3 separate regions of the Homo sapiens genome follow, and regions 1 and 3 are each linked to region 2. The links are chromatin loops, found by intact Hi-C in ENCODE. Cell type or tissue: dorsolateral prefrontal cortex. All regions are shown on one strand.

Region 1 (8,000 bases), 52 kb before region 2:
CTCTGCCTGCTGCCCTGTACCTCAGGGCCAGCCACACAGAGCCTCTGTTGTTACTCAGTGGGTTCGTGAGGCTCCACGTGTGTTTGAGAGGCCACGCCGCACCCTGGCAGTTTACTTTGTCTCCCTGGACCTCAGAACCTTTAGGGCCATTTTGCCCTACGCTCACGTAGAGATGGGAAACTCAATCCAGTGCTTCTGGTGTTCCCCACTTCCCAGTCAGTCAAAGGGCAGGACTTTTCCTTTCTCTTAACTTTCCTCTGAGCCCAGCCCAAGGCTGAGCACAGAGCAGGGCATGGGACTGGGAGCTGACACTTCTCACATTTGCATCTCCTAAAATGGCTAAAGAATCTTGGCTGGTTACAGCAAACCAGTGGCACATCCTTCCTGTACTGTGCTTAACATCATTCATCAATCATGACCCTTTCCCGTTGAGCCCCCATATAGCATCAGAATCCTTCTCAACACAGGAAACTGATGCCAACGAATTGGAGTTGACTTCTGGGATTAAATTTAATATCAGGTGGGCCTCATCTGGCTTACTGACTAAGTAGAGACCTGAGGCATGGACCCAGGGTGGGATTTCAGGCACCTGAGCTAGGCGTGGAGGTAGGAGCCAGACTGGCCTGTCAGCTAGAGAAAAAAGAGCTATGGGAGGTTGACAGGCAGTGGGCCAGGATGAATTCTGATCAGAGTGTCCCTATGAATGAGGAAGCAAAGGGTATGAGGCAGTGAGGCAGAAGTGAGGACCTAAGACGGAACTGGGATTGGGGTGGGAGGTGGGTCTGGCCAGGGATGCCTGAGGGCTGGCAACGGGCTTCTTCAGCTCTGCTGAGTAGGGACATGAGGGAGCAGAGCCTGCTGAGACCCACCCTCCTGCCCCACCCAGGCTGCAGTGCTATCCTCCGAAAAGGCTACAACAGCCCCCACCCTAAGTTGCAAGTGAAGATAGCTTAGGGCACTTTGGAGGGACTCTTTTCTAAGCAAAAGAAGCTTTTATGGAAATTAAATTATGGATATTTGTATTCCAGGAACATCAATATATTTAACAGAGCTGAGGCCATTAGGAGAATGCATAGAGATACCGATGGTCCCGAGTTCCCAGAGAACTGTCTGAATGTCTTGTAGCCCTGCTCTGCACAGAGGTCTGGCCAAGGAGTTGGCCTGGCTCCTAGGGCTCCAGACCTCAGGACTGAAAGTTAGCAAGGTGAAACAAACACAAGGGCTTCCCTGCCTCCCCTGGCCAGCTCCCAGGCCCTGGTATGCCTTCCCTCTGCTCCTGGCCCCATTACCCAGCTCTGGGATGGGGCAGGGTGTGGGTGCAGCTCTGCACACCGGCCTCTCCGTGAGGATGGCCTGCACATGTTGTCTGTTCGCTCACTTTCCCATCTGTGTCCCAGAGCTGAGTGAGCACACCCTCGTGGAGTGCCATCCAGGTCCTGGGTCTTCTATCTCACTCCCCTGGGCCTCAGTTTCTTCATCTGTTAAATGGGAATGTGAACCTCATGAGATGGGTAAGATTTTGAGGATTCAGTGGAACAGCTAGCACCCACAGCACTTCACACACTGAGCCAAAGGGAAGGTTACGTCTTCGTACTGTGCCCTTTGGGCTGTGTTGAGTCCTGGGTCTGGTCCACGATGGGCCTTGGGCAGTTCTGGAGCTAGGGCTTTGGTAGCCCCTGAGAATTAGGGACACTCCAGCTGCTGGGCAGGTCTCACTATTCCCCTACTGCCCCTGGTGCGCCCTGCTGCCATGCCTTTGCTTCTCTGAGCTCCATACTTGGAGCTCCCTTCCCTGCTCCATTTCACTTCATCCAAAGTCCTCGTGGTTCAGTGCCAGGGCCACTTCCCCTGGGAGGTGTTGTCTGGGGAGGCCTCTTGCTCTCCCCAGGCCCTCACTCCTTGCAGGATCCACAGTTCACATACTGGTGACTGGGAAGGCTGAGGCAACCACACTTTCCGCAGGCTGTAGGGGCAGGTGAGGGGCTGCGGCTCTGGGGCATGTCCTTGCTGGACAGGTGAGCAGCTCCAAAGCTGTTGGGGGAGATGCCTGTCCCTCACCCTGTCTGGGAGGGGTGTGGGATGCTCGCCACTGGGCAAGGGAACACATGTGGGAGTCCCCGCTCACTTTCCTGCATGTGGGCTGTGGGCAGGGATAGACCTGGCCTCTTCCCTCCATGACCTTTCCTCCTAAGCTTCAGCATCAGGTGCCAGGCTTTGAAGGCTGGAAATGCACAGCGCATGGTGCGGGGTCTGGATCTGCACCCCAACTGGATGGGTAGGGTCTGGGGTGATTTGGCCTCTTGGAGTTTCAATTTCCTCAGTTGTAAAATGGGATGCCTTATTCCATCTCTTAAGGTTATTATGAAAATTACAGGTGTCAACAAGACTGCTCTCTCCTGCCTCAGCTTCTGTCTGCCTAGAATGTTTTTCCCTTCCTGGTTGCCTAGATAGCTCTTATTCATTCTTCAGAAGATCTGGGATCAGTGTTACTTCCTCTAGGAAGTCCTCCTTGGTTCTGAGTTCCAGACAGGTTCCCACACTGGTAGAATCCTGGTCTCTTCTGTGTTTCTTATCTATATGTGAGTCTCTATTTAGAGATGGCGCCCCCCCTCCGCCTCAGTAGACTGTGAACTCCATGAGGGCAGGGGCTGTGTCTGCTTCATTCCCCATCATGTCCTTGTACCCGCCTAGGACCCAGAACTTCAAAGGCAACTGGGGAGTATTTGCTAAGTAAATAACAAATTTGAAGTGCCTCATGCCAAGTTAGGATCCCTAAAATAGCAGCTCTTATTAAATGTTGCCCCCAGAGGCCACGTAACCACTCCTCATTTCAGGCCGTCAGTGGGACGTTATATTGCCAGGAAGTTCGGCATCTGGCCTATGCCAGTCCACCTGCCCTGGGGAAGTGCCCACCCATGCTGCGCTTTGCTGTCCTCTCAGCCCCTGGTGCAGGGAGGGCAGGAGAAGAGCCAGGTGAGGTGTGCCTGAGGCCTGAGCCCCCAGTGCTGGTCTCTGTCTGAAGTTCAGCCCTCTGTGCTAGGCCTCCTGGGATCCCTCATGGGCAGGAGGGCAGATGGGAAGTCTGAATCTGAGCACAGCTGGCTAGCTTGCTCGCTGGATAGACAGGCCTTGGCTGCCCCTAAGACCACAGCTAACAGGGTGGTTCTGTGCTCACTGAGGTCACCGGGCTCAGCCCGGGATTCTGGGGTCATTGTCTGTACTTCTCAAGCTTCTGAATCCATTCTCAAGCTTCTGAATCTCCTTGGGCTTCTGAATCCACTTCTGACCACAGATGTGGTGCTCATGTCCCCTTATGAAGCCATCCAGGTCCTGGGTCTTCTATCTCACTCCCCTGGGCCTCCGTTTCTTCATCTGTTAAATGGGAATGTGAACCTCATGAGATGGGTGGGATTTTAAGGATTCAGTGGAACAACTAGCACCCACAGCACTTCACAGTACGTAAAAGCCTGTCCCATCTGTTTTCCTGACAGAATGCAGAGCTCCTTCCCTGGCGGAGCTGGAGACAGATGGGCACTGGGAAGGTGAGATACTCACACAAGAAAGTTCAGAGTGCTGTGGCGTGGGTGCAGCTCAGGCGGGGATGGGCAGCACTCATGTGGATGCGACGTATATGGGGTCCTTTGTGATACAGCCCAGTGGTGGTACCGCGGTCTAGGGTGGACAGACAACTGACAGCAAGTTCTGCTGAATTCTTGGGGGAGACAGTGTCTGGAGCAGTGGTCTCTGCAAGGCCACAGCTTACCTGGCCCTCTCAAATCAGTCACTAGTGTCTAGGGGGTCCCTGAGTGTCAAGAATAACCAGCCTTGGAAATCCTTTGCCCTGGGCCCTGTTCTACTCAGGGAAGGGCCTGCATGGCCTGAGGGCTGGACACACTCGAGAGGGGACACACCTGCTTGTCTGCTCACATGTTCACACATGTACACATGTGTGTACACATGTACATATATACTCTGGATTGACCCCCTCACTTGCATGGACCTGAGTGTCTCATGTCTTTTTCTATGTAGGACACATGGAAAAATGATTCCCAAGCAATTTCCAGGAAGAATATTCTATCTAGTTCCCTCTCACCTCCCACTACCTCCATTTTATAAACTGGGAAACTGAGGCCAGAGAGGGTAAGTGGTTTGCCCAGGGTCCCACAGCAGGAGCAGCAAGTGTGACACCAGGGTGTCCTAACCTGTGTCTGGGACGTCCCAGCCAGGTGACTTCTATCTTGCCAGGGAGTGTGTTACAGCGAGCTCTCCTCAGCTCAGCAACCCCGTTTTACAGATGGGCAAAACCGACCTGGCCATGATCTCATCCAAAGGGCACCCATGTCTCGATCACGCAGAGTCGAGACTCAGGCTCTGAGTGGGAGCCCTGGGCTATGGGTTTTGCCCCACATTGCTGGGAAGTTCCAGGGGTGTAGCTGCTGCCAGGAGAGCTCATTCAGATTGTAACTTACAAATGAAAAGGGAATTTAATAAACAGGGTTCCATGCAGGAGCCCGGGGCCAGCCTTTCCCTGCAGCCACCCACCTGCGGCTGCCTGCCCCAAGGGCCCTCCCCACCAGCTTGGGGCCCCTGTGGCCGGCCAGCAGCCCTGCCTGGGCCTCCTCCCCGCCCTGCCCCCAGTGCTGCTGACACAGGCTCCTTCCTGGCCTCTCACCTCCACAGCCCTCTCCCGCCCTCCCGCTGGCCGGCTGCAGTAACAAGATGCCCTTTGTGTGTGCTGGCAGGGGAGGGGGCTGCGGGCAGGCTCCTGCGTGGCTTCTTGCTGCTGAGTCACAGCTCCCTGCCAGGCTCTGGGAACAGAGTCGCAGGTGACTGGCCAGACGGCACAGAGCCCAAGATCTTGGAGATGACCTCAGACAACCCCTTCCTTGCACGGGAGGGGACGTCGAGTCTCAGAGAGGGGAAGGGGCTGCTGCATGCTTTTCTGGGGGCAAACATCAAGATTGGGCACCTCTTCCTGCAGGTTAAGGGCTCTCAGGCTGGTCCTGTTGTCATAGTAGAGTCCTACTTCTCTCCAGAACAGCCTGAGTGTGTCTGTGTGTCCACATGCATGTGCACACATGCTCACTCATGTCTGTGTTCACGTGTGAGCATCAGGGGTTCAACCGTGTGAGTGTGTCCTTGCGTGAGGCTGTGTGTAAGTGTGTTTGCCCTTCTAGGTCTCCCATGCCTTCTCCCAGAGACACACACGCCTGTTCTCAATGGCATATCTCCTTCCATCTGCTTCTTAGTGCTTACCTGAGCTTCTCCTTGCCCACTGCAGGAGGCACCAGCCCAGGCAAGTGAGTGCCTGTGATGGGCAGCTCATTACCTGACAAGTCACCCCCAGAAACCCAAGGTAGGGTGTCTCTCTGCCCCACTGCACTGTGCTGTGTGGGACTCACCAGCGGGGGCCCAGCCAGAAATGTGTGGTGCTTAGGAAGGTGGGCTCTGGAGACAGGCTGCCTGGGTTTGAATCCTGGCCCTGCCATTTCCTAGCTGTGTGACTTGGGCAAGTTTACTTTTCTTCTCAGAGCCTCTATTTTCTCATCTGTAAAGTGGGGATGATAATAATAGCCTTGCCTCAGGGATTGAGGTTGTACCTCTAAAGATCTTAAAATAGTGTGCAGGTCCTTAAGGAACATTAGCTATTATTATTACTGTTATAGTTGTTCTTGACCCCCAGGGAGCTCTTTGGAGATGCAAGGGGCTGAAGGGGTTGAAGTCTCTGGCAGCATGAGAGGCTCAATTCCCTTGGTCACTGACCAGCAGGCAGTGAAGGGGCGGGGGGCACTCTCCCAGGAAGGAGTCATCTGTTCTGGGCTGTGTCCCCCCCGAGTGGAGCCACCTTCAACAGTATTCCCCAGGAGAGGTCTGCACCATTGGAAGTGACCCCTGGCTCTGTGCATGCTGCCTTCCTAGGTCGCTCAGCTAGAGCAATGGCCAGGCCCTGGGAGGCAGGGCAGGGTGGCCAGACGGCCGGAGCTCCTGCTCCTCCCTCTCCGATGGGCCTTGGCGGGCGGCAGGCTTCCTGTTGCTGCTGCTATGATGCCCCACCTAATGCCGGGGATGGCCATCTGGGCCCAGGGGCTCGAAGAGGGGGCCTGCCGACCATCTGCCTGCTTGGCGTGGGCTGCTTCCGAAGGGCAGCAGGGCGCCTGCCCACAGTAGCTGGGGCAGGAGGAGGCCTCGGGGCTGGTTCTCTGGCCTGGGCAGCCTGTCAGGCTGCAAGCTGCTGCAAGGAGCCCAATCCCCAGAGCTTCCTGCCCTAATTTTCCCTGCATGTATGCACAGGAAGGCTGGCTGCGGTCCCTGCCGTGTGAGCTCAGGGAAGCCTCGCCCTCCCCAGCTGCAGTCTTTCCATCTGTACAGTGGGCAGGCTGGATCCAGTGCTCAGATTTCCATCCAGTCGGCGCTGCCTCTGGGCCTTGGGGCTGACTGGGGGTCCACTTTTTGGGGTGTGGGAGGGTTTCCCAAATGTGTCCTATCCTCCCAGCTCTGACCCTGGGGGCCAGCTCTCCAGCCAACCGTGGAATTACATGAGTCCCTAAATAACCAGCTGCAGGTTAGGTCCAGAGCAGGCGTTCTTGCTCAGCGACAGCCCAGCCCTGGTTCCTTGCATGGTGGTTGCAGGGTGACCAGACACTGCAGAACACCTCTCCAGAGAGGCGGAGACTGGCGAGGATGGAGGAGGCAGCTTCTCACTCACTCAGCAGTTTTCTGAGCATTGTCACTGTCTGACGCTGTGCCTGGTCCCGGGGACATGATGGTGACCCGCCCTTTACAGTGTGATACATTCTAGGGTGGGTGACCTAGCAGGGAGCCCAGCCTGGCCCAGGGGGCCTGAATTACCTCTGAGATGTGACGCCTGAGACCTGAAGGAGAAGTTGGAGTGAGCCGGGGTGTTTACTCTACATAATCGCCTACGAGATAGGTAGCTGCTATCCCTACTTGACGGATGAGGAAAAAGATTCTCAGATAAAACAATATAGAAGCGGCTTTCCTATGGTCACCCAGTAGGTAGCAGAGCTGGGATCTGAACCCTTCCTTGTCTGACTTCAAATTCCATCAGGCCCTGACATTCTCCAGCTTTCATGGTGTTCCTGCAATCCAAGTGCCGCTTATCTCTCTACAGGTGAGGTTAGGGGTTGGGAGGATGTCCTGAGCAGGGAGCACCAACTTCTCTGGCTGCAGGAGGGGAGGGAGGGGGTGGCCGGCTGCCCTGGGTGCCCTTTCTTTCCCTTCCATCCAGGGCTGGAAGAAAGCCATACTTCTGACTCCAGGAAGTGCTTTGGTGGAGCTGGACCGGCTTCTGAGCTGTCTGTGGCGTGAGGCTGGGATAAGTGTTTGGTCACCTGGGATGGGGAGCCACTGGCCTGAGGTGACACAGACAAAGGGGAGCCAGGAGAACCTGTCCTGGCTCACTGTGGAGCACCCCGACCCTGCTCCCCTGCAGCAGGCTCAGCTATAAGGCATTGCCAGCCTAGCCCCGCGGTTTCTTTTGCTGGGATAAATTCAGTGGAAGGAGCTGTGTAAAGGCACAGGCCCTGCCCCACAGAGAATCCTTGTCACTTACATGCTCCAAGAGGTCTCAGAACTAGGGGACTTCCTCCCCTCCCTCCTCCTTGTCTGGAGCTGGCATTAGGCCCCACATCTTCCAGACCCAAGAAGGGCATTTACTCCAGGAGATGGCTGGGCAGACCCTCAGTAGGTATTCCACGAAAGTGTTCATGGCTTAAACCCAACACTTGATTTCTCCCTGAGCCAGTCTCTGTGAATGTCCTCACCATCGTCCTGTGTCACTCCTGGCCTCCTGCTAACAACCAAATCTATTGACTCTCCAGATCCCCAATGTCTCCATGTCACACTACTTCCATTGCCACCATTCCTGTCTGTATCCTTGTCTTAGGTCCACCAGATGACCGGCTGGCCTCCTAATTGGGCTTCCTGCATTCCTGCCTGTGCTCGGAGCTCCCTTCTCCACTTGCCTGCTGGAGGAGGTT
Region 2 (8,000 bases):
CTCACTATATACCTCTTTGTGCCTTTTGGATTTTGAATATTGTGAATGTTCTGCCTATTCAAAAAAAATTTCATTAACGTTTCAAAAAGGAGAGAATCAAAGGCAAAGCCTTCCTTGGCTCTTTTAGCTGGGGCCAGAGGCTGGGAACTAAGCAGATGAGGAATGGGGGAAGGGCTTACAGGGCGGGAGGGTAAGCACCTGCAGGGATGGTGCCCAGAGGAAAGCATCGACCCCGTGACTGGGTGTAGTTGGAGCACAGTTTGGGGGAGCCTTGGTAAGAATGTAGTTGGTGAGAAATACAGGGGAAGTATCGTGTTAAAGAGTTTGGATTTCATTGCAATGAGAGGCCATTGGGATTTTAAGTAGGGACTGGACATGGTCAGGCTACATTTAAGGAAGAACTCCTGGAAGCAGTGTGGGGAGTGGTTTGGGAACTATGAATGTGCTTGATTTTCCACCTTGCCTTTACTGACATTTGCTCATTTCATCTTCAATAATTCTAATAGGTAGGTAAAAGTTATTACATAGGGGGAAACTGAGGCTCAGAAAAGTTATGTAATGGTTGAAGCTCTCAAAGTTTGGATATCAGGATTTCAACTCAGGTCTGCTTGTCTCCTGAGCCTGAGCTCTGAATATAGCCCTGTGATGTGGGGCCTTTTAGTCACACTGCCCTATATGTGCTTACAGGTCTGTGAGAATTGTGAATCCAGTGGCCAAGTGTTGTGTCCCTTTAACTTCAAGTATATGGCCAATTAGGACAATGGATGCAACCATAAAATTTGATTATATCAGCCAGCTCCCACCAACTCACTGCAAACCTCTGCCTGCTCCTTCACCAAGAGAGCTGGGGTCACTGCATACATCTCCGAAATTTATTCATTGGAATAGAAGCAGCAAACTTCCTTATGACCTGTTTTCCTCTTCTAAGCACATATCAGAGATCACTGGCAGACTTCTAACGGCTGTAGCAGGAAGAGTTAGCAGGAGGTTTCCTCTTGCTGGGGTCCAGGGGTGATACATTTGGCTCCAATTACATCCAGCCTTCTCAATTTCCTGGTCATTTGGTTTGCATTTTCCTGTCATTTCTTCACGTGCATTTTTCTATGACTCCCATTTTATAACTGTGAAAACTGAGAGTTGCACAGGCAGCAATTCACCAAAGGCCACCTGGTTTGTCAATGGTAGAATCAGGTGTTAAACCCTAGCTAGGACTCCATGTCTTTCTTCCACAGCATACTTCCTTTTCTCACCATGAGTATGGGTTTATTTGATTTTTCATGAAAAAATCCATACAGGGCTTATGATTTCTGGGTTCTTCTTGTTACGTTGCTGATGTTTTCACTGTTTGTGTCCAGGTGTCAGACCTATCAGACGCAGGGCCTTGGGGCTTCACAGGAGCCTCCTGGAGGGTGGGTCCTGGTAGCCAAGGCAGGATAATGGTCAGCTCAGGAACAAGGCCCTGCTGGTGCCTCTGTTGTGAAGGGTATCCTTCAGCTAGTTTAATTAAGAGCTGGGGGTGGGGTGCGCCAAAGAGAAGAAGGGTGCATTGTGTGGCAGGGAGCTGATGAGGTCAGCAGAGGGGGGTTGGGAGGGCCCGGGAACCAGAGGATGCTCTATCTACCTCTGGGGGTGGCCCACACTCCCAGCGCCAGCAGGTCCCCGCAGACAGGCTATGGCAGGATTGACTTCTAGGTCAGCTGCCTCCGCAAATGCTGTGACTCTCGCTGGCTAAGAATGGAATGGATTGGAATGGAATGGAATGGAAGGTCTTGAGGCTCCCTCTAAGCTCCCTCGGGCTCCTCCTAACTTTTCCCAGAGCCTGTCACCAGGGGTCACAGCTCAGTTCAACCACTCATTCACCCTGTGACCTTGGGTAACTCACATGTTTTCTGAGTCTTATTTTTTTTCACATGCAAAGTAGGAGTAAATAATGCTTATGTTTCCTGCTTCCAAAGTGCTTTGGGGAGGACCAACTGGATAAGGGGGTGAGATGCAGTTTGGAAACTGTAAAGCACTGTACAAGTGCATGCATTGACACTGCTCAAAACATAGCCATCCCTGCCCTGAATAAATCCCACCCTGAACACCATGGCTTTGCCCCGAACATCTTCTACCTCCCTTTTCCTTATGGTAATAGTAGGGTCATTTCGATGTGTTTAAAACTTCTTTAACTGAAAATACCTTATTTTTTTAAATTCCGAAAGTAACACAGGTTCATTATAAAACATTCAGGAAATACTTTGTTTTTTGAAAAATAATAGATATTTCTACCTTTGAGATTGTCACCCTGTGATTTTGGGAACACCAATTCACTTCTCTGGGTTTGATTTCCCCACCACTAGATTGAGGCTGACAAATGTGTAATGGAAGTCACTGCCTCCATTGCATCCAGCAGGCATCATTGGAGGACCATGACATTTTTTCCCAATGTGCCGGGATGTGACTCCAGAACCCTGCTCAACACAGCCTGCAGGCAGCCACTGGTGATCTATCAGAGTGGCTGGGAGAAGAGAGCTCTTGTGCACTGATGAGGGGGTGAGCGCTGATGTTTTCTGATTGCTTGGGTGAGAGGAGCCCAGGGTTCCAGGTTCCGGTGAAGAGCTTGGAGAGTCCCTCAACCTGTCCCATTACAGTAGGGAGTTTCCTCTTATCCGATTCAGGCATCACAAGCATTGTGTGGTGGATAATGGCCTCCCCTGGGGAGTTCCCTGAAAATTTTCAAGAAATTAAAAAAAAAATCTTGCAAAGTCAATGGAATGCAAGCAAGCGACTTAATAAATTCACACCCACACAAATGCTTGTGCTTCTTCATCTCAGCATGAAACTGGGTGGGGTGGAATATTTTTGAGGCTCTCACTTCCAAAGAGAGTCCGGTGTGGGGAAGGGAACAGATACCACTGAGAACCACTTTAAGGAGCTGTATTTCCCACATCCGTGGAATGCAAATTATCACAACCAACCATTTCACAGATGAGGAACCTGAGAGCTGGAGAACAGAAGTCAGTTGTCTGAGGTCATCTGGTTTGTAAGTGATAGAGCAAGGACCTGAACCCAGCTTCGGAGGGCCTTGCTTTTCCAGTGAACCCACACAACCTGCCAAGCAAAAGTCCCTACAATTTGGAATAGTTCTGTGAGGTAAAGGGTGTTTCCTTGTCTTCGGTGTTGGAAAAAAATGTAATCTCAGTATTATCACCCAGTGCCACCTCCGTGTGCCCATCCCTGAGGTGGACGTCAGACCTTCCCTCTTTGATGTACTCTCAGCTGTTGAGGTAGGAGCCAGGAAGGGCAGGAAGCCAGGAAGCTGGATTCTGGTCCAGCTAGGAGGAGCTGCTGCCCTCTGGACTTGAGTTCCTTCGTGAAGCAGCAAGGGAACACATTGGCAGCCCGGGCATGGTGGCTGAGTATGGTTTCTGGAACCAGACTGCCTGGGTTCAGTCTCCGGCTTTGCCTCATGTTAGCTGTGCAACCTTTGACCTCTCTGTGCCTCTGTTTCCTCATCTGTTAAATGAGAACACAGATACACCCTACTTCACAGGGTTGCTGTGAGGATTGAATGAGTTCATCCACAGGGAGCAACTAGAGCGGCATTGGTCTTTTGTGAGCACGCAGTACTCACTATGTACCCTGAGAAAGGAGCCAGAATCCTAGGGCTTGGAGCCATGCAAAGAGAAGTGGGGAGCGACTTGGCAAGGCGCTTGCAAGGCCCTTGCAGATTTCGCTGTGGCATACCCAGCTGGGGTAACCCCTTTAGTCTGGGGTAACCCCTTTAGTCTGGGGCTCTCTTCAGAGAAGCCGCAGAGTTTCATTCTAATATTTTGGCCCAAGTTCAACAACAAAAGCTCCTCTTCCAGGAAGCCCTCCTGGATGGGTGGACCAGTCTGCTCACTCCCTGCTACGGCTCCCAGCCCCCGCTGCTGATGCCACCCTTTGGCCTCAGACAAAGCGGGCACCAGCAGCGGCAGCAGCCGGGCCGGCTCGGTGGCTTTCATGAAGCTTGAGCTCCCGGGAGTCCAGGCTGGGCTGGTCTGCTTTGAATGCTATTTGCATTGCAATAGGCGAGCCTGGCCTTCAATACAGGCCCCTTCTCTTTTGACAGAACAGTCTCACAATCGCCTATTGACCGGGCACCTGTTCCTGCCCCAGACATTATGCAAATGCCGGCCAGGAGCGAAGCCGCCAGCCCCCCGGGCCATTGTGCATTGAACCCTGATGGCGCCCTGCCAACTCCCAGCCGGCCTTTGTTCCCTGGTTGCACTGCGCCACCCCCACCACTGCCTCCCGCCCGCCCGAGGTGCCCCGCCGAGGAGCTGCCCGCTGACAGCTACTTGGGTCCTTGCACCTGAAGAAAGGCCCTGTGGGCTGGAGGCTGAGCCCATGCTGAGGTTGGGCTTGGGCCTCCCAGGAGGCAGCTGGGCCCTTCATGTCCCCGGGGACCGCTGAGAGGGGCCTGGCAGGCGGAGGAGGGGGCAACCCGGACCATGCCATCTGGGGGAGGGGAGATTATAATAATCACTCTCACACATCTGCTGAGGGCCTTCCAGCCTGCAAAACCCTCTCGTGGCCGTTCTCCCTGCGAGGCACACCTGCCTCTCGAGGAGGTGGGCTGGGCATGGAGATTGTGTGCCTTTCACACAGGAGGGGACTTCGGTGCCCTGGGAAGGAGCTGGCTGATGTGGGGAAGAGAGTCAGGGCAGGGTGGGGGCTCACACCTGGGGCTGCCGGTGTCTCCGTCTCCCAGCCTTTGGACACTGTCCCTCCTAGTGGCTGTGACTCCTCTGAGCCACCATTGAATGCCCTGCACAGCATGGCTCCAGCCCTCTTCTCGTCCTAGTTTCTTCATCCTCCTCCTACTCTTGGCTTCACCGTCATTCAGACCAGATGGGGTTTCAAGGTGTGGTCCCAGGACCAGCAGCATCAGCATCACCCAGCACCATTTGGGGATGCCTGTCCCTGGGCCCCAGCACAGACCTGTTGAATCAGGAGCATGGGGTGGGCCCAGCTCTTTGAGCTTGGATGCACCTCCAGGTGTTCTGATGTGTGAGCAAGTGTGAGTATCCCCGACCTGGACCCTCTTCTCCATGCAAGCCTTGGTTGATGCGGTCACCCCCTACCCCTCTGCTTGCTTCTCTTCTCCTGACCACCCTTCCCACCCTCCTTCGGCTGGGCTTGTGAACATGACTGAGCCCCTGGCTGGTCCCAGGCTTAGGGCACTCCCATGAATGAGGCACATTTTGAAGAAACTCAGTCTAGTGAGGGCACAGCCAGCGCTGCCATTCTGTTCTTTCAAAGCAGAGGCTGCTGCTTTGATAGAGGGAAGTGAGGAGCGGGAGCAGGGGTGGATAGTGCACAGAGAAGGGGCACCCCACAGCCTGGGGGAATCCAGGGAGAATTCCTGGGAGAGATGGTGCCGTCACTGTACCTTCAAGGAGGAGTACGAGTATACATTAATGAATAACTCAAATAATTTTCAAATAAAAGACTATATATAGTGTGCAGCAACTGTGGGCCCAAGACCTCAGGGGAGGCCCCTGCTATGTGTGTGTGCTGCAGGTAAGTCCAGCTGCAGCGGTGGAGGAGAAAGGAGGAGAAAAAGTGATGCTGAGGCCACTAGCATGGCCCGGATGTCTTTTCACAATTTGCATGTGCTCCCATTCCAAGTGATTCAATGGAGAATCCCTGGCTACTGAGCATCCAGAAGGAGTTCCATCCTCCAAGAAGCAGGATGGGTGGGGGCTGCCATGACATCCTGGAGGTGGGGTCCCAGCATGTGAAGCCTGCTCCCGCAGGGGCACGTTTCAAACATCCTCAACAATGGAGCATTCCCACTGCTGTGGCCCCCAACCCACAGCTGTAACAACAGATGTCTTCTGCAGGGTGGTCCCCTTGGTCCCCAACTCACCCTTTACCCAGGTTGGCCACCTCTGCTCCGTATCCTTGCTCCAAAGGAGCCACCAGGTTAGGGCATAAGAGCAGGAGCTGAGCAGAGGACCAGCATGACCCTGGACACCGTCCAACATGCCCCTGCCAGCCCTTTGGCCTTGACAATCTTTCACCCGATGCCAAAGTGCTTTAAAGAGTTTGGCCCAAAGCAGGGAAATCTGATCTCATGAGAGGCCGGGGCAAGGTTTTCAGAGCCAAGTGTTGGGCTGGTCTCACGATTTGTCTTCCTCAAGTGCCGTCAGAGTGCTCCTTGCCCAAAAGACAAATCTAGAAGAAAAGTAAATAAAGTCAGCCTCCCTCAAACCACATTCTTTAGTGTGGCATTGAAGGCCCTTTAGGATCTGGCCCCAGTGCCTCTCCAGCATGCCCTGCCCTGGCCTCACCACTTTCTCATTCTGCCACACCTCCCAGGCTCTGACCCACTGGTTTCTGTCCCTGTGGAACGAAGCAGGGGCGTCATTTCCACACTCCATTCCTCTGGGTCCACTGGATTAACTTCTACTCAGGCTTGCAGACACCCCCCAGATGTCTCCTCCATTATGAAGACTTCCTAATCTATTCTATTTAAGAAAAATTTAAGCAGCACCTACCAGGCCCCAATATACTGGGCTTTGGGATGTGCTGCTGAGAGAGAAAGTGCCCTCTCTCAAGGAATCCCCAGTCTAGGGAGGAAAGAGGCCAGTGTATGAGGAGGCCTAAATGAGGGTTTAGGTGGGCATGAAGAAGGAGGGATAAAGAGAATTTAGGAAAATGGGTGGACCCCAATTAGAGGCCAGTTCAGTGAGGAGTGGTTTAAGACAAGGGGGAAGCCAAGTTTCTGGATGTGTGGGTGGTAGAGTCACCACTGAGGTGGAGAAGGTAGAGAGACAGGTTGGGATCAGATGGTAAGAGGATGAGCCAGGCTGGAGGTGCCCATGCACCAGTGGAAGGAGATGCCCACTAGGAGTGAGAGGACAGGTCTGGCATTCAGGAAGGGTGTGGGCTGGCATTGACTGCCCGGCACTAAGGCCTTGAGGTGGCAGTGGGGACTTGGGCGGGCCTTCCTGACCCCCGGGCAGGACTCACAGGCAATGTCTGCTCACCCTTTGTGCTCCCCATGTTGCATCGTCTCTGTCCTCACGGCACTGGTCACACCGTGTCATGCTCTGCCTGCCCCACTGGCATCAGGAGCCCCGGGGGAGCAGGGCTGCAAAGCCATGGTCTCTCAATGACTGGGGTCTAGTGGCTTGAGGATGCCTTGGTTCCTTTGCAGGCTCATCTTGCTTGACTCACATCTCTGCCTGTACCTTTGAGGAAATCTTTAAGAATGGCATCTAGAAAGAAAGGGACCTCTAATAAGACACATGCTGCCAGTGCCATGGTCCCCCAGCAAATCGACAGCATGCTGGGACCAGAACTGCACCGAGTGGAAGGCCATGCCATCCCCATCTCACAGAGGAGGAAACTGAGGCTCAGGAAGAAGCAGTGATGTGAGGGCACCCATGGCACTTTAAAAGGATGAAAGAAAAAGATCTAATTTTGCAAAGGGGAAATGTGATCCCAGAGTGGGGAAGCAACTCTCCCAGGTGGGCACACTGGATGAGTGGTGGAGCTAGACAGGTGACTGTGTCCTACCTCCTGTTTCACTGCCCTCCAATGCCCTGTTCTTTCTTCTTGGAGTGGTCACATCCATCCCTGGCACATGTGGGCCTTCAGGAGAAAGAGCCCACTCAGGCCTTGGCAGATGCCAGGCCCAGACACCACACTCTGCTCAAGCACCCAGTAGAATTTTCCAGTCTCTACTTGGCATTTCACAACCATTGACTAGGGATCTGTTGTATTCCCCAAGCACGGGCTGAGAATCCACTAGGTGCCAGGCACGGATGCACTTTGGTGCAAATTATCTCATGAAGCTTCCCAGTAACTTTCCAAGGCAAAAAAGCCTCCTCGCCCTTTACCAGATGTGGAAACTGAGGCTTGGATTGGTAAGCTCTAGGCTCACCCCTATTCATGGCAGGGGTGGAAGCAGGGTTTGAACCAGGGGTTTGATGTCCACTTTATTTCTCTGCCACTGAGCACAG
Region 3 (8,000 bases), 61 kb before region 2:
ACCATGCCTGGGTAATTTTTGTATTTTTAGTAGAGATGGGGTTTCACCATGTTGGCCAGGCTTGTCTTGAACTCCTGATCTCAGGTGATCTACCCAGCTCAGCCTCCCAGAGTGCTGGGATTACAATCGTGAGCCACTGTGCCCGGCCAATACTTTCAAGATTTCCTAAGTATGGAAGGAGGAGCCACCCTTAGGCTCCGCTTGGAGCACGGCTGGAGAGGATAGCTGGGCATGAGCTGGGTATCCACTGAGTGCCAGGCATCTTTCTTACCTCCACCTATTTCTCCTGAGCACCTAGTCAGTTCTGGGTGTTGAGGGTATGGATATCAAAACAGAATCCTACACTTTATGGAGAAGACACCCATCTCGACAAGCACTGTTTTTTTTTTTTTTTTTTGAGATGGAGTTTCGCTCTTGTTTCCCAGGCTGGAGTGCAGTGGCAGGATCTCGGCTCACTGCAACCTCCACCTCCTGGGTTCAAGCAATTCTCCTGCCTCAGCCTCCTGAGTAGCTGGGATTACAGGCTAATTTTTTGTATTTTTAGTAGAGATGCGGTTTCACCATGTTGGCCAGGCTGGTCTTGAATTCCTGACCTCAGGTGATCCACCTGCCTCAGCCTCCCAAAGTGCTGGGATTACAGGCGTGAGCCACCGCACTGGCCTAAACAAGTACTTTGAACAGAATGATCTTATCCCCTAGCACAGCATCAGCCTCAGGTGGGAGGAGGGGTAGTCAGTGGAGGCTTTCTGGAAGAGGAGGCGCCTGAGATCAGTCTTGAAAGACGAGAGAATTAAGCAGACTGAAAATGGGGCAGAGTGCTGTCAGCAGATGAAACAGCGTGAACAAAACCAGGGAGGCATGAAGCTGTGTGAAGTGATTATTGCCTTGTGCTGTGATAACACACACCCCAGCCCAGGGTGGAGGGAGAGGATTCTGGAGGCTCAGTGGGGCACTGGGTCTGCCGGTGGGCCACCCTTAGCAGTTTGATTTCATCTTACAGGTTCTAAAGCTGGAGAGCGGCTTGTTTGGATTTGCATTTTAAGTGGTGACCCTGGCAGCAGTGTGGCAGCTGACTCAGTGAGCAGAGGCATGAGGCAGGGGAGGCTGTTGCAATAACCCAGACAGGAGATGATGAGGGCTTGACCTTGGGCTGTGGTAGCGGGACAGGGAGAGGGACGGGTTGAGAAACATTTAGGAGGTCAAGTTGTTGGGACCCAGAGACTGATGGGATGTGTGTGGGATGAGAGGGAGGAGTCAAGGTGGCCTTGTCCTGGGGCTGAGCAGTGGTGCAACCCAGCCCTGAGGAATTCCGGGAGTGGAGCCGACTTGGAAACTCAAGGCCAATCTCAGGTTGAGACATGGTGAGTCTGAGGTGCCTATGAGGTGTTAAGGTGGCCACAGAACCCCAGGAGGCAGCTGGAAACCCAGGGTCTGGAGGGCAGGAGAGGCTGAGCCAGACGTGTACGTCTGGAAAGGATAAGCCCACAGCAGTGGGGGAACCACAGGGGTGGTGAGACGGTCCAGGAAGACCCACAGAGGGAAGAAGGGATCTCTCCCTGCCATCCTTGGCCTCTAGTGAGTGGGTGGAGGAAGGGGCACCCGCAGGAGAGGAGGGATGGTCAGAGAGGTAGGAGGCTAGCAGAAATGGTGATGTCACGTGGTCCCGGGGAGGACACAGCTGTTAAGTGTGAGGATGTGGGGGACTGCACTGAATGCAGTAAAGTATCCCACAAGAAGAGGACAGCAAGTGGCCTGCCAGGGAGAGGCAGAGATTAGGGAAGATCTCCTTAGGATGGGAGAGATGTGAGCACATGCAGAGGCCTGGTGAGAGCAGGAAGTCTTGGTAGAGAGGGACATGCTGTAGGCCAGGGAGAGATGGGCGAGGTTCCAGAGCGGGCCTGCCCAGCACCTCACTGCAAGGGTGGGCTGGCAGGCTGAAGAGAGACCTTCCTTACCCTCTGATTCTGGACAGAGGATACTCAGGATGGGTGTGGGGCTGTGTTTGGAGGCAGGGCAGGGGCAGCAGGTCCCACCAAAGGGCCTTCATATTTTGACGAAGCCAAGTGTCTCTGGGAATTGAGGTTGGCAGAGGGAGAAGGGTGAAGGTCAGTGAGACAAAGAACCCATGAGGGAAATGGGAGGCCGGCAAGCAGGCAGAGGACTTTGGGTTCATGTCCACGGTGCAGTTGAGACTGGAGACCTCATGTTGACACTGGCGCCAAATCTTCATGCTGTGGGCCCTTGCCAGCCTAAGCTTGCCGTGTAAAGAGTGTGGTTGGGTTGGCCCCTGTTAAGTCTGGCTGGGCGGATGAAGGGAAGGATGGGGGTACTAAGAAATCAGGGGTGCTGGTGAGAGGGTCATTCTGATGACCAAACCATTGGAGCAGTTGGAGAATGTGGTCAGAGGGAAAGAAGAGATGTTGGGGTTAAGATGGAAGAGGAAAAGCAGTTTCGAGTGGTGGCCTGGGATTGGGGGCTGGACTTGAGTAGGCTAGAGGGTCCCTGGAGAAGGGTGCTGGAGGTCCGGGGAGTCCAGGTATTGGATGGGTCACCCACATGGATGCTGAAGGCCATCAGCTGCTGGCAGACCTTGGACAGGGAAGGAGAGGCAGCGACCTGAGGCTGGGTAGTTCAGGAGCAAAAGATGCTGGCTAGGAAGGTGGGATCCAAGAGGTTGGGAGAGAGGGGAAAGTAGTAGAATCAGGAGGCATGAACCCTAAATGAGAAAAAAAAATCCCATTCTAGGGCAGGGTGCAGTGGCTCATGTCTGTAAACTCAGCACTTTGGGAGGCTGAGGTGGGCAGATCACTTGAGCCTAGGAGTTCGAGACCAGCCTGGGCAACATGGCAAGACCCTGTCTCTCAAAAAAAAAAAAAAAAAGAAAGGGTCTGATGGCCTCACAGTCTGGAAACACCCCTAGGGATGTGAAAGGGATGTGGGGATCTTGGGAACCACACAAGGGAGTGAGATGTAGGAACAGAAACAGCCGCCCCAGAGAGGATAGAGGAGATGGGTCACCAGCGGCAAAGCCTCCATCACAAGGCTGAGGACAGAGGGGGTGCTCTTAAAGGAAGTGGGGTCCCAGAAGGGCCAGTGGGGAGGTCTGGGAAGGAAGGTCGGTGAGGCAAAGCGCAGTGACAAGGGATATGACTAAAGGAGGGTGCACTGTGAGCTGTCAGCAAGGAAGCAGGGGTGGGTGGCATGGGGCAGGGTTTCCAAGAGGCAGGGGTCTGTAGGATGAGTGGGAGTTTCTCTGGTGAATACAGGAGGCAACGGGCAGGGAAGAGTGGTCAACAAGCGGGAATTCATTCGTTCCGCAGACACTCACTGGGGCTTCCTATGCTTGGGATGCATCAGTGAACAAAGTGGCAATCCTCACTCTTGTGGGTCTTACACTCTAGCTGGAGGAGGTGGGGGACAGAAAACATCACAAATACGGTCAGAGGTGAATTGTAGAGTGTGTTAGAGGGCCATGAGGCTGTGGCCAAAAGAACAAGCTGAACGGAGCCAAATGGAGTTGTGCAGGTGGAGGGGGCAGGGGCTGGGGGAGCCACTTTGAAGTCGCCGCATAGTGGTCAGGGCAGGCCCGCGTAAGGCTGGCACTCTGGGCCCATGTAGAGTTCCACCCAGTTTGACAGGAACGGCAGTGGGGCTGAGGATCTTGGGAGAGGTGCCTGTATGGTTACTCTGCTGGGTGGTACATGGGAAAATCTCAAGACAAGAATCTTCAGGTTGAGTGAGAAGGGATGGGAAAAGGAGGCAGAGAAAGCAGAAGAAAACCAATATCCACGGGCACCTGCCGAGGGCCAGGCATTGCCCTGGGGACGGCCTCTTGAATTGGTCTCTCCTAACCCTCAAGACAACCCTGTGAGTTAGGAAGGAATTGTTCTTATGGGTCCAGTTTATTTGAAAACAATAGCACCATCAACATGAGCTAATGCTTAGTGCTGTCCTGAACAGTTTGCCTGGATTTTCCTAATGCACCCTCCTGAGCTCCCATTGAGGCTGGTGTCACTGTCTCCACTTTCCAATAACAAGTCTGAGGAAGCTGGGAAGTGTCAGTGCAGTGGCCAAGCTCGTGGACCCCGCAGCCAGCCTGCTGGGTTGGCTTCCCTGCTCACCAGCTGTGTGGCTTTCGGCAATTCCTTAACCTTTCTGGGCTCAGCTTCCTAACCTGGAAAAGAGGAGAGTAAAAGCACCTGCTTTGCAGGGTCGTGGTGAGGATTAAATGAGGGAATATATGGAAAGCACGCAGAACAGGCCCCTGCACCTAGTGGGCGCTGTGCAAGGGTGCGCTGCTGCTATAGTACTATTCCTGCCCCAGCTCACTTAGGAGAAGGCTTTGACCTGGAGCCTGGTGGGACCGACCCTCGCCTCTTCCCGGCTGACACTTTGCTCTCTGTGGTTCTGGACTTGCAGAGCCAGGCTGGGGAGGAAGGAGCTGTGTGACTCCCACCGGGCCTGCTCCTTTGCGGCAGGCATGTGACATATTGTGGCGTGATGTGTTTTCCCCTCATGGTGCAAGACGTGACTCAGAGGGGCATGCTGGGGAAATGAGTTTCTTGGATTTGCCCACCTCATCGCCCCTGCATTCTTTTGAATTTCTCTGAATCAGACTTTATATCTGGCTCTGCCATTCACCAGCCTTATTTATGCAGAAAACAGCCCCACATTTCCAACTTGCTCCACAGCAGTAAAGATTCATCTTTGGCCCGGGGAGGGTAGCAAAAGAGAGGAGGGAAGGGGAAAAAAAGGAAAAAGAAAGAAAAAGGAAGGAAGAAAGAAAGAGCCAGCAACAATCAAAACAACCTTTTTCTCCCTGTGTAATCTGGGCGGCTTCCAGGAGGATAATGTCTTTCCACCGTGGATCGCCCCCTCCCTCCCAGGCTGTTTTCACAGGAAGTAAACCCTGGAGCATTTTCAATGTGCCCCTCCAGGCAGAACAATGAGGCCCTTGAAGCCTCGGAACCCGCGCTTCCTCCAGTTATCCGGAGCCGCGCCGCTGAGGGGAGCCATCTCTGGGGAGGGGGCAGGGGGGAGGGGCGAGTCTGCAGGGCGTTGCGGAGCCGCACGAGGGAAGCCCATTAGTCAAATAATAGGTTTGGATCCGACTGTTTTGCCAAGGTACCCGGCATTTACCCGCTCCCCGATTGGGGGCGGGGAGCTGGGAGGAGGCAGCGAGGATCCAATTACGGCTGCTACTGCCCGGTCGCCGGGAGGTGGCGGCGGGCGGGCCGGGCCGGGCTGGGCCGGGCGGGGCCGGGAGGAGCGGGGATCGGGGATCGGGGATCGGGGATCGGGAGCGCAAGCCTCGGGCCGGCCGGCCTGGAAACACCGCGCCCCGGCCCCAGCCCCGGCCCTGCGCCCCGCGCGGGCTCCTCCCTCCCCACCGGCTCAGCTGCCTCATTGTTTATTGTGGAGCCTGCCTCTCCCCTGCCCGCCCGCCCTCCCGCTCCTTTCTCCCCTCCTCCCGAAAGAAAGAAGAGCCAGTGTGTGGAGAGAATGAGTCATGAATAAACAAACAGCGTGGGGGGAGCTGTCACTCTCAGCTCACTTCCTGGCCGCGCTCCGCTCCGCGACCTCCTGGCGGGGCGCAGAAGCCAGGCTGGCCGAGGTGGGCGGCGGCTGCTGGGGCTGCTGGGGCGCGCGGCCCAGCTCAGTCGGGCCCCTCCGCGGGGCGGGACTGGGCTGGGCTAGGGTGCTCAGGACCCCAGTTCCCAGGCCTGTCTTTGACCACAGCCCTCACAAGCCTCAGGGCCCTTAGAGTAAGCGAGCGTGACATGATGTCCCCAGACTTGTATGGCCGTGTGAGCCGAGGGCTGTGGGCCGGACCCTTGGGTTGGACAGAAGCCATCTGTCACAGACAGGCAGTGCATGCGGGACCTGCGGCGGGCTTGCGGCGCCTGTGTGGGCTCATCCTCTGGGAATGCCAGTGTGTGTCTGCTGAGTTGTGTAGGCGTGGCTTTTTCCGCGTGACACAGGGACACTGCGAGGATGTGTATATATGGCATGTGTGTCTTCTGCATATGGTGTTTGTCTGGAGTGGGGGTTACACGTGTGCTAGTGACCCGTGTGTGTGTGTCTGTTTGTGTTGTGTGGCCAATTTTCCTGACTCTGAATTTGCGTCTGCCACTTTAAGTTTTGAGATTCTTACTTTGTACTTGGCTTTTCTCTATTTAGTCCTTTTTCTTCTCTCTTGTGTGATCCTGTGGGTCATTTGGGGCCACCTCTCCCCTTTAGTGAGGCCCCAGGGCCCCAGCAGACCTCCAGGGCCCGGCCTGGCTGGCCTCAGCGTCCAGCCAGCTGTGGCCACACGCAGGCTGACAGTGCTGACTCATGCCTGGCCAGAGCTGAGTGTGACCAGCGCGCCCAGGCTGGGTGAGCCCCCACCGTGGGGAGGGCAAGGGCCCAGGCCAGCCCAGACCTTCTGGGGACTTGTGACCGCATGACATTAGAGGCAGGGGCAGGAGTAAGTCATTTCTTCTGGCTTCCCTGGCAACCACACAGCCTCACAGGGGTCCACCCCAGGGCCAGTGCTGACGGCTGGGCCTTCGGAAAGGCTAGTGTGACCAAGGCAAGGCTGTGACTCAAGCTACAGCTCAGGCCCCTGCTGCTTGGCTGGGTCTAGAACCTTCCCAGCTCTGGCCCTGCTCCCTCTCTATGGGCTGGCCCAGCTGCCAAAGCTTCCCAGTTCCAGGTTGGAGATTTGCATGCAGGGACAGACCCCCCTGAGGCTGAAGCAGGGCACACATTTGCTCCTTCCCCAGGATTGCTCACTCCTGCAGCCCCCCCAGCCAGGGCTTGCTTGCTGGACTTGGTCCCCTGGCACTGGAATCGTAGCCTTGGTTGTGACCCTGATCAGGGAGGCAGGCTCCAGGGCCACAGCAGGCCAACCCTGGCCACTTCCCAGTCTTTCCCATCCTTCGGGGGGGCAGGTAGTTGGGAAGATTAGGATCTACATAGGCTGGGAGGCAGGTGCATGTGGGGTCACAGCCTGGCTCCTTCATCTGCTAGCTTTATGACCTGGGGAAAGTCACATAACCTCTTTGAACCCCTTTTTCCTCTACTTTAAAATGTGCATAGTGACCCTTACTCCATGGAGAGGTTGCAAAAGTTAAAGAGAGAATGCCTATGAGCCCTGAGTATATGTCATGGAATGTACTTGTCATGGAATAGGGGCTCAGGAAAGGACAGTGTACTCTCTGTCTACCCCCAGCCCTGCCTTGAACCCTGATCTCAAGGCCCAGAATTTTGCCTGTCCAAGCCTGTTGGTCCATGACCCAGGGAAGTGCTGGATCCTGTGGACCTTGGCTGGGATTTGAAAACTCAGAAGCAGTCCTACACGGTACATAGGGGTCTCTGAGTCCCAGGGAAGCATGGGGTCTGGGCTGTCCATTAGAGGTAAGCTGGTCTAGGAAGGACAGCTGTGACAGCATCTTTCTGGATCTTTCCTTGTGGGGAGAAGCCTCCACCCCTCAGGTCATACTCTGGCTGTACCTGGGCTGGTCTCCATTTGAGGACAATTTTTTTTTTTTGAGACAGAGTCTTGATGGAGTGCAGGGATGCAATCTCAGTTCACTGCAACCTTGACCTCCTGGGCTCAAGAGAACCTCCCACCTCAGCCTCCCAAGCAACTGGGACTATAGGCATGTGCCACAATGCCCAGCTAATTTTTCTTTTTTTTTTTTTTGTGGAGATGGGGTCTCACTATGTTGCCCAGGCTTGCAGACAAATTTTGTTTGGCCTACGTGAGATTAAAAAAAAAAAAACCATTATTTACAAATGAAGGCATTTCACATGAAAGTGTGAATTTTCAATTTCCCTCAAATAACTGGGGAGTTTGGCCACACTGGGCTCACGTTTTTATGCGGCAACTGTGGGCTGGAGCTGAGCAGCAGAGGCCCCTACAGGCCGGGTGTATGTTCTCCAGTTTACCACAGTCTCCACTGCTCCCTATTGCACTGGTTCTCAAACTTGAGCATATGGGAAAATCCCTTGGA

The links. A loop is a pair of places that touch in the nucleus more often than their neighbours do. Peaks named below come from ENCODE experiments on the same cell type or tissue, not always from the same donor. Only the 100,000 strongest peaks of a DNase experiment are listed, where the experiment ranks them.
Region 1: a loop joins it to region 2, with 5 times the contacts of the local background. A loop is called at or near these places in 10 of 110 quality-filtered maps.
Region 3: a loop joins it to region 2, with 12 times the contacts of the local background. A loop is called at or near these places in 10 of 110 quality-filtered maps.

Annotation. Positions count from the first base shown.
Region 1 is chr10:78,961,956-78,969,955 of GRCh38, reverse strand. ZMIZ1-AS1 (ZMIZ1 antisense RNA 1) reads left to right here. Exons shown (of 10, transcript NR_024431.2): 6 at 7,070-7,132; 7 at 7,907-8,000. Among named protein-coding and RNA genes, the nearest start is that of ZMIZ1-AS1, 100 kb to the left of the region's middle. RefSeq lists enhancers at 1,619-2,402, 2,409-2,908, 4,667-5,227. In dorsolateral prefrontal cortex, no CTCF peak of the experiment used is centred here; a DNase peak (open chromatin) is centred at 4,735.
Region 2 is chr10:78,910,037-78,918,036 of GRCh38, reverse strand. No RefSeq gene overlaps it. Among named protein-coding and RNA genes, the nearest start is that of ZMIZ1-AS1, 150 kb to the left of the region's middle. RefSeq lists enhancers at 1,100-1,599, 1,600-2,101, 3,734-4,254, 4,255-4,774, 6,519-7,023 and 1 more. In dorsolateral prefrontal cortex, a CTCF peak has its summit at 4,136; DNase peaks (open chromatin) are centred at 1,576, 3,336, 4,116 and 4,964; H3K4me3 peaks cover 729 bases; H3K27ac peaks cover 2,438 bases.
Region 3 is chr10:78,971,220-78,979,219 of GRCh38, reverse strand. The region is part of intron 5 of ZMIZ1-AS1 (ZMIZ1 antisense RNA 1); the gene reads left to right. Among named protein-coding and RNA genes, the nearest start is that of ZMIZ1-AS1, 92 kb to the left of the region's middle. RefSeq lists enhancers at 4,525-4,574, 6,129-7,060 and silencers at 4,956-5,445, 5,616-5,685, 5,726-5,845. In dorsolateral prefrontal cortex, CTCF peaks have their summits at 4,282 and 5,127; DNase peaks (open chromatin) are centred at 4,959, 5,459, 5,899, 6,379 and 1 weaker place; H3K4me3 peaks cover 2,218 bases; H3K27ac peaks cover 4,142 bases.